Linked DNA regions of Homo sapiens: region 2 is linked to region 1. The links are chromatin contacts, found by Hi-C or POLR2A ChIA-PET in ENCODE. All regions are on one chromosome and are shown on one strand. The core of a region is the stretch at or near the end of the contact, and the rest is flanking DNA. Distances in the headings are between cores, read along the strand shown.

What was found. Hi-C counts contacts between places; a loop is a spot of excess contacts on that map. ChIA-PET counts read pairs that join two places held with the same protein, here RNA polymerase II (POLR2A). Pooled maps may share reads with other maps.
Region 2: a map of Caco-2 shows a loop between it and region 1 (3-fold over the local background). The contact joins two enhancer-like sites. A Hi-C loop is called at or near these places in 1 of 168 maps with a recorded cell type or tissue (Caco-2) and 1 of 50 pooled maps. POLR2A ChIA-PET finds 5 or more read pairs at or near these places in 9 of 52 experiments (Caco-2, GM12878, H1 and 6 more).

The regions. Positions count from the first base shown.
Region 1 is chr6:56,690,654-56,695,323 of GRCh38, reverse strand. The region is part of intron 9 of DST (dystonin); the gene reads left to right. Among named protein-coding and RNA genes, the nearest start is that of DST-AS1, 150 kb to the left of the region's middle. Within about 2 kb of position 2,028, at least 23 of the 41 ENCODE cell types and tissues checked have a DNase peak (open chromatin) inside an H3K27ac peak, as active enhancers do; they include PC-9, where a contact is called at or near this core.
Region 2 is chr6:56,726,956-56,731,583 of GRCh38, reverse strand. All of the region lies in intron 5 of DST (dystonin), which reads left to right. Among named protein-coding and RNA genes, the nearest start is that of DST-AS1, 110 kb to the left of the region's middle. Within about 2 kb of position 2,868, at least 5 of the 41 ENCODE cell types and tissues checked have a DNase peak (open chromatin) inside an H3K27ac peak, as active enhancers do; they include PC-9, where a contact is called at or near this core.

The DNA.
Region 1 (4,670 bases), core at 779-3,278:
CATGGTTCTGCAGGCTGTATAAGAGACATAGTCCTGGCATCTGCTTCTGGTAAGGTCTCAGAAAATTTTTCAGTCATGGTGGAAGGCAAAGGGGAAGCAGGATTGTCACATGGTAAGAGAGAGAGAGAAGGAGGAGGAGGGGTAGGAGGTACCAGGCTGTTTCAAACAACTAACTCTTTTTTTTTTTTTTTTTTTTTGAGAGGGAGTCTCGCTCTGTCGCCCAGACTGGAGTGCAGCGGTGCAATCTTGGCTCACTGCAACCTCCACCTCCTGGGTTCAAGTGACTCTCCTGTCTCAGCCTCCCAAGTAGCTGGGATTATGGGCACGCATCACCACATCTGGCTAATTTTTCTATTTTTATTAGAGGCAGGGTTTTACCATGTTGGCCAGGCTGGTCTTGAACTTCTGACCTCAGGTGATCCACCTGCCTCGGCCTCCCAAAGTGCTGGGATTACAGGCATGAACTGCCGTTGCTGGCCTCAAACAACTAACTCTTAAGTGGGTAAGAACTCATTACTGTGGGGATGGCCGAAAGCCGTTCATGAGGGAGCCGCCCCTGTGACCCAGACACCCCCCACTAGGCCCATCTCCAACATTGGGAGTCACATTTTCAACATGGAATTTGGAGGGGACAAATATCTAAACTTCATCAGCAGAGATGGAGGGAAGGATTGGGGGAGTGCAGATCACTGGTTGCCCCTCCATCATGTTAGTACAAATATCAGCCATTATACATTTATAGTCTCTTGAATAATGTACCACTCATTACCTTTGAATACACTGAAAATCAAGTTAAAAACAAAAAAAAATCTGGGACCTTATTTTTACCAGCTTCTCTTCTGGGATGTTCAGTTTTTGCTACCGGAGAATGTTTTTAAATGATTAAGGAAAATTTTACAATGCAGGATCTGTTATTGACAAACATCTACAGTATCATTGCTAACTTGACTAACTGAGTATTCTTACTTAGTAAAATATAATGAGTTCCATCTTTTGATCAGTCTAAAGACTACCTAGTGAAAGGCAATTATTAATTTTTTTAGTAGTGAAATGATTTGTACTTATGTGTAAATCCATTTCATGCTATTCTAATTTTTTTTTTTTTTTACCATATCTATGACTCAGTGTTAGAAATATGCACACCTTAGATAATCAAGTCTCATACTGATTCATTATTTTTCCAGCAAGGCCCTCATAAAAACTGTATAATATTTAACTAGGGTATGATTATAAAAGTTACATATAAAGTTTAACTACATATATATATATGTATATATATATATATGAATGCACATATATTTCCTTTTGCTAAATCTTTCATGCTTTAAATTATATAATTTATCTATTTGGTATCACATTAAAGTCCTAATAATTAGATAAGGTCATGGCTTGGAAATTTATATTATTTGAAAAGTATTATAAACTATTTTAAAAGATTGATTTTTTTTAGAAACAATTTTATTAGAGAATTATAAGCATTTAGCACTTATCTCTCCTGCTAGCTATTGAATCAGCTTATTATTTTTTATGACTTGTTTTGAATAAGAGTCTTAATAAAATTTACAGAGATCTTTGAGCTTTTGATGTGTTTGTGTGCAAGTACCAAAATTAGTTGGTATTTCTTAAGAAAAAAAAATATATGGTAGAGGGTAGAGAGTCTCTGAAATTCAATTTGAAAGGCACTTTGAATCCAAATTTGAAGGGCACTTTCCTAAATCTCTCCTGACTGGTGTTTGCTTTCTTTTTGCTCTCATTCGTTGAACCACCAAATAGTTTCAAAGGTTAAGTGCAAACTTCATTAGTGTATCTGCATTTCAGAAAACCGAAGGTTAAAAACAGTCATAATCTTCTCATACAGTGAAGCTAAGGGTTTGCCTTGAGAGCTCATCAGTGTTGTAATTTGACAGTGAGCAGTAATGTTTGTCTAAGAGGATTGGTGGCCAGAAATAAGCCACAGTGTCTAATGAGACACGGACCGGCTGGGCAGGATGCCACGGCATTTCTTGTGTGTGCCTTTCTCATAAGCAAAATGGCCTCAGACTGAAGAGGATGGTCATAAAGTCTGTGTGGAACAGATGTCAGAGTGGAATTTTCAGACTTAATGGAGAGGATCTAAGTAAGCTCTGGATTTTGAAATGAGTGAATCTATGGAGCTGTGATCTCCTACAAATCAAATGGGGAATGTCTGTGGATGTGTAAGAGCTGAGAAAGAAGAACAATATGTAGATCCTGCCAAAACTCCTTTGAACCCTGAAAAATACTCTCCTGGAAGAAAATATTTCAGAAGAAAACCGATCAAAAAAACTGGAGGTGACAAAGAGTCAGTTGGGGCAAACAATGAAAATGAAGGCAAGAAGAAGAGCAGCAGTCAGCCTTCAAAAGAACAGCCAGCTCCTTTATCCAGGGGACTGGTACAGCAGGAATCTGTTACCCTAAACTCTGCACTGGGAGATGGTATTCAGCAAAAGAAGACAGAAGTTGTAGCTGACAGCGTTAAACAGAAACTTCTGCCGAGTGCTGTAAGCAGTTGGTCTGACTGTGTGAACACTTCTCCTGCTAAAGACAGTGAAACAGAAGTAAAAGTTAGTGAACTGGATGAAAGGATTTCAGAAAAAGACAGCACTCCATATTGCGCAAAGAGGAAGAAACATTTAGATGATGTCAACACAAGCGAAATAACATTCCAGGAAAAAACTGATGTTTTTTCTTTCCGAAAGGCAGCCAGCTTAAGCTCTATTCCCTCGGGTATAGAAAGATCACTCGAAAAAAGTGGGTTTCCTGAAGACCCACCAAAAAGTTATAGCAGTATTCAAGAAAAGCAAAACACTGAGAGATTTTGCCCTCATGCAACACAGCATTTTCAGTTTAAAAAAAAGAGATGCCATTCCCTTTATACTAGTATGTCCTCTGTTTCTAAGGACACAGATGGAAATGAGGTAAGTGAAATGTGGAGTCTGAGTTCAAGTAAATAAGTGTTCCAGGTGCTCACATCAGACTGACATCTAATTTGTCTTTTATAAAGTTATTTTCATATTAGTGTATGTAAAAGCCATAGAGTTTCTGTTGCGTTTTGTTAGTAGCCTCAGGTTTGATTGTTATGATTTTATTTTTGTGCTGTGCACATTCTTTGACCACACTTTAATCTAAAAATCCTGTACATTTTCATTATTGGTGGAAGACTTTAAAAAGCACTACAGTAAGAGAGTGCATATCTTTTGAATTTTTCTGGTTCATGATTCTTGACTTTGCCTGTGGAATAGCCTGTGGAAGCTTAGTTGGACTGTAGGTAAAAGTTCAATTAGAAATAGTCATGAGAAGACAATAGCTTTGTAACAAATAATAGGATACTGTAAAATTATCAGTCAATACCGACTTGCTGATTCATGAGTTTGAAAAGCCAGATTCTGGTTCTCTGTTGATTTTCATGTGCAGAAACATTCACATAATTGCTGTCAATTCTGTGCATATGTTTTGAGGGCTAGGGTACATCTTTTCCTTTATGTTATTCCCCAGCCCCAGTCTAAAATCAGAAATTGTTAGGGTAGCATGCCATAGGAATTTGAAAATGACACAGACTACTAGGAAGTTGAGATCTTTATTCCTAACACTGATATTTAGCTTTAGACAAGTTACTTATCTGGGGTTTTTACTTGTCTTTAAAATATAATTAGATAGGTATTTATTTAATTGCTCAAAAAATGTATTATCCACATAACCTCTACATGTTACTACTCAGGAGTTGATGGCTTTTTCTTTAAGCTATTCCTAACTTTATCTTTTAATAAAAAATCTGAACATAAAGAATATTTGTGATGTTAAACATTCTTGGCAAGGTCATTGTATCAATGAGCAGAGATCATTTGCATAATGATAGAATGAGGTTTTATGAGGGTTAGTGTGCGCCATCATCACTGACCTTGGTTTCTGAGTTCTCCTGAAGGTGTCCTGTTTATATACACCGCTACACCTTGCCAATATTATGCCATCAGTTCTGTTTATATTTTACAGTGGTTATATTTTAAAAAGAAAGCATTCAGTCTGTGTCATTATCTATGTAGCTCTGTCATAAAGCCTAGTGCAAAAGAAAACTACTTGACTACTATATGTTTATGAATATAAGCACTTGGTTTAATTTCACATATGTTTTCCAGCATAATTTGGCTTCAAGTAAGCTGTACATTTTTGCATTAATGGAAATTTTTATAATCTGTTTCCTTAGTGGTACATTAGCCTTTCCTTCAATGGAAAATATATGTGGAAATAAGTCATAAACTGACCAGTCAGATTTGCGAAATAACTGTAATGCAATGTATATAAAGCCTGACGTCTTCTAGGTTAAAGCTGAATGGGTAGTCATTATATTATCTGAAGGGTTTGACATCTCATGTCCCTGTAGTTCAGATAAAGACTATTTATTTATTCTGTGGCACACAAAGAGTCCAAATCAAGAGTTTAGCTATTCCTCTTAGGACATTCTTCCTGTTACCTTGGAGGTGTTTGACTCTGTTTCTTAATTATCTTTGGTTGGAAACTTCCACAGAACTCTTTATCTTGCATTGGATTCTACATTTTTCATTGGAGAATTAGTTGCAAATGAGAGCTTCCAGCCGCTTCATTGGCATTTCATCCCGGAAATGACTGATTAACCAACATTCCTTTTGTTTGTTCTT
Region 2 (4,628 bases), core at 1,619-4,118, 35 kb before region 1:
TGAGTAGGAAGAGGTAAAACCATCTCTATTTGCAGATGATAGCATCTTGTTTAAAGAAAATCTCAAGGAACCTAGCATAATAACTACCAGAATGAATAAATGAGTTCAGTAAGGTTGAAGCATACAATATCAGTATTTAACAAACTATTGTGTTTCTATACACTTGCAAAGAACAATCCAAAAATGAAATGAAGAAAACAATTCTGGGCCAGGCACAGTGGTGCACACCTGTAGTCCCAGTTACTTGGAAGACTGAAGTGGGAGAGTCTCTTGAGTCCAGTCTGGGTAACGTGGTGTGACCCTGTTTCTTAATCTTTTGATTATCAAGGAAAATTCAGGATCAGGTCAGAGAATATTTTTCACTCAACAGTCCAGCAGATAACACTAAACTCTGTTTAGTCTCAGTGGATGACACCTAGCCCTCAGCCTGGCCTTCAACCACTGCTGCTCCATCTCGCTTTCCCACTGGCATCCTGGTGCCCTGCACACCCCAGCCCTGGGCCAAGGCTGCTTGAGGATGGGCCCTGAGGACTTTTAAAATGTAACCTTTTCTCCAGAAAAAAGTTAATATGGCCTTATTTTGTATTTTTCAGGCTAAAATTACATTTGTTTAAAGCAAATCGGCTAATTAATTAAAACTTGTATTTGTTGGTGAGCAGACATCCGTGGCTTTTTTCCAGATGTATTTAAATTTTAGTGTTCCGGTAGTTCAGTTGTATGACTAAGCCTGCCCTTGAAACTGATTGTTCTATTAAGAATGTTTTCCTTTTGATTCATCATTCTTCAGAATACTTTTAAGAATAAAGTGCAGTTAACACACAGATTATTTACCTTGCAAATCATGGTTTCTAGGTAAATTACTGGTGTCAGGAACATTTATATATTATTCTTTAGCATAATTTAAACTGCAGAACTAGAGTAAGAGCTGGTTGTTATTGGAAATACCTGTGTCTTCAGTTAGCTAAATTTTACCTGGAGAATTGTTCCAAAATATAAAATTGATGACATTCTTTTGTCATTTACAACATTTATTTCTGCCTCTTCTACCTATGACACTAGGTACTCCCTCTTTATATTAGAGGGTTTTATATAACTACTTGTTGTTACTCATCATGTGCAATTTGCTGTCTAGAAATTCATAGGACAACAATATGAGAAATGGCACCTATGAGTTAAGTACTGATTTAGCTTTTGCTTTTCTCGGGGAATGGGGTGGGGGACAGAGAAAGAAGGAAGGACTTTATTTTCTGAAGTATGTTAACAGCTATCATTAGAAGACTCCCTTTAATCACTTACTTGGGCCTGGAATTAGAACTTGAGCCATGAGAGACTGTGTTTAGGAGGAGTAGTTTAAGGGGATAAATGATTTTTAGGGGAAGATTGGAGTCCAGAGAAGTCTATATAATGTGGTTTCCTTGCATAGGATCCATCTAATTGGCAATTTATGGTGGAAATATATTCTTCAATACTGATCAGCTATATTTTAAATTTATTCCTTCACATTTGAAAGAGGATATTTGGTCTAAATATTTTTTCTTTTTGTAAACTTTAATTTATTGACACATAAATGCATTTGGAGAGGAAGAGGCCCTGGATGCCATTGTTGGACACACTCTGTTTGTTAGTCATCTACTTGGTTACTGCATGGGAGACACCCAACTGACTATCACAGATTTTATCACTGTTCCATCACGACTTTGGAAAGCTTAATTTACTCATGGCGCAGATATTCTTTGCCCACATAGTGAAGTCAGTGACTTCATGACTCCACCAAATCAATCACACTGTTCTTTATTTTCTGATTTGGTGGCGGGAAGATAATATAAATCCTCAAGCTGAGAACACAGTGGTATCTTTTAGAGAACAGAAAAAAAAGCTCTATTTCCTCTGTGGTTTTGACCATTGCAAAGTGATCGAGAATAATTTCACATCTGTGGGCTCAGATTAAATAGGGGAATTTTTTTTTTTTTTTTTTTGAGATGGAGTTTTGCTCTTGTCGCCCAGGCTGGAGTGCAATGGTGCGATCTCGGCTCACCGCAACCTCTGCCTCCCCGCAATCTCCGCCTCCTGGGTTCAAGTGATTCTCCTGCCTCAGCCTCCCAGGTAGCTGGGATTACAGGCATGTGCCACCACGCCCAGCTAATTTTGTATTTTTAGTAGAGACGGGGTTTCTTCATGTTGGTCAGGCTGGTCTCGAACTCCTAACCTGAGGTGGTCTGCCCGCCTCAGCCTCCCAAACTGCTGGGATTACAGGCGTGAGCCACTGCCCCCAGCCAAAATAGGGGAATTTTTGAAGCATCAACTTTATAAAGGGCTAATGAAAAATACTGCTTGGTAGAGTGTATTGCTTTGGGTTCTTAAAACCTACAAATAAGACTTTTTTCCCCAGACCTTAGATTTATGTTAGTAGTTCCTAAACTTTAGCCTTATCGAACTCACTTGGAAATATTTTAAACTTTAAAAAGTTGCAAAAATAAAGTAGTACAAGGAACACTGATAGACTGTTTACCCAGATTGAGCTCTTGTTAATGTTTTACCTAGTTTGCTTTATTATTCTCCCTTCCCCAGTCGTGTGTGTGTGTGTGTGTGTGTGTGTGTGTGTGTGTGTGTACTTTTTTTATCTGAACCACTTGAGGGTAAGTTATATATACCATAATCCTTTACCTCTAAATACTTCAGTATGTATTTCCTAAGAATAGGGTTATTCTGTTTTGGACCACACAGTTAGCAACTTCATAAATTTATATTGGTATAATATTTTAATGTCTGTATTTCAGTCTTGTTTGTTGATCTTTTACATCATCCTCTCTTCCCCGAGGGCAAGGACCAGTTCAGGGTCAGGTATTGCATTTAGGTGTCATGTCTCTTTAACCTGCTTTATTTGTTTATTTAATTAATTATTTTTTTTGAGACAGAGTCTGGCTCTGTCACCCGTGCTGGAGTGCAGTGGCGTGATCTCAGCTCACTGCAACCTCTCCCTCCTGGATTCAGGTGATTCTTGTGCCTCAGCCTCCTGAGCAGCTGGGATTACAGGCATGAGCCACCATGCCCAGCTAATTTTTAGTATTTTTTAATAGAGACGAGGTTTCAATATGTTGGCCAGACTGCTGCCTTTGTCTCCCTAGGTGTTGGGATTATAGGTGTGAGCCACCATGTCCTGCCAACCTGCTTTAATTGGAAACAGTTTCTATAGCCTTTTTGGAGACTTGTATGAAATTGACATTTTTGAAGAATACAGAACAAGAATTTATTTATATAGAATGGAAAAATGGATTAATAGCAAAATATCTTTTGAACCTAAAATTATTTCATGACAAGAAGACAAACTTTTTGTTTTTTCTTATGAGGGCCATTTAAGCAATTATAAGTCATTTTAGTGTTTGTTGATAAAATTGTGAACTATCTTTTCAAATTAAGAACACCAAAATTTTATTCAGTAATTCCCTCAAATAACTTTAGTTCTATCTTGTGGTCAACTTATAGTTTTTCTTCTTCTTGACTTTCTTATTCCTGATTATCATTATTACTACCACCACTGTCAATGCCATTTATTGAGTGCTTATTATGTGCTTGACCCTGCACTAGATACATTACATACATTATCTGATTTAATCCTTATTTTATCAGTGAGAAAACTGAGGCTCAGGGAGGATAAGTTATCTGCCCAACATGAAGTAGCTAAAATGTTGGCAGAGCTGAGATTTAGTCCTTCGTCCTTCCTGGCTCCACAGAACTACATCATGCCATTGCATTATGCCAAAATATAAAGACACAGAATCTTGAATCATGAAGAAGAAATGGAGACAGAGAAGTAGAAAGAAAGCAATATGCTAGGGCACATGGCCTCTTTGCTGTGTTCTAATTTCTTTCAGCATTCCCTCATATACTCTATCTTGGCTGGTATGCCCTGGCCTTGTTATGTAGCCATAAATTTCTATTTGCATTCTTCTTCAATCAACACACTAGGCAAGAGTTTAGAGATACAGATAAAAGTATGCAAAGAAGCCAAGCAGCATTCCTGAGGGTCATTGTTTTAGCTGGAAAAGGGTAATTTCTAAAGCGTTTTCAAAGAAGAAAAAAAATTACACTTTGTTCAGTGGTGCTAACATATTCTAAATCATGTTGTACAGATCTTCACATTGGAAGTGTGTGTGTTCTGTGACAGGTCTCAGTTAATTTAGAATGTTTGTTTTTCCAAGGTTGAGGATGTGTGCCCATGACATAGCCTCAGGAGGTCCTGACGAAATGTGCCCAACGTGGTCCGGGCACAGCTAGGTTTTATGCATTTTAGGGAGACATGAGACATAGATCAATATGTGTAAGATGTACATTGGTTCAGTCCAGAAAGGTGGGACAACTCAAAGTGGGGAGGTGGCTTCCAGGTCACAGGTAGATAAGAGACAAATGATTGCATTCTTTTGAGTTCTGATTAGCCTTTCCAAAGGAGGCAATGAGATATGCATTTATCTCAGTGAGCAGAGGGTGACTTTGAATAGAATGGGAGGCAGGTTTGCCCTAAGCAGTTCCCAGCTTGACTTTTCCCTTTAGCTTAGTGATTTTGGGGCCCCAAGATTTATTTTCCTTTTACAGTTCTGTAGTAGGAGGATTAAAGCACTAGACTTGGTTTG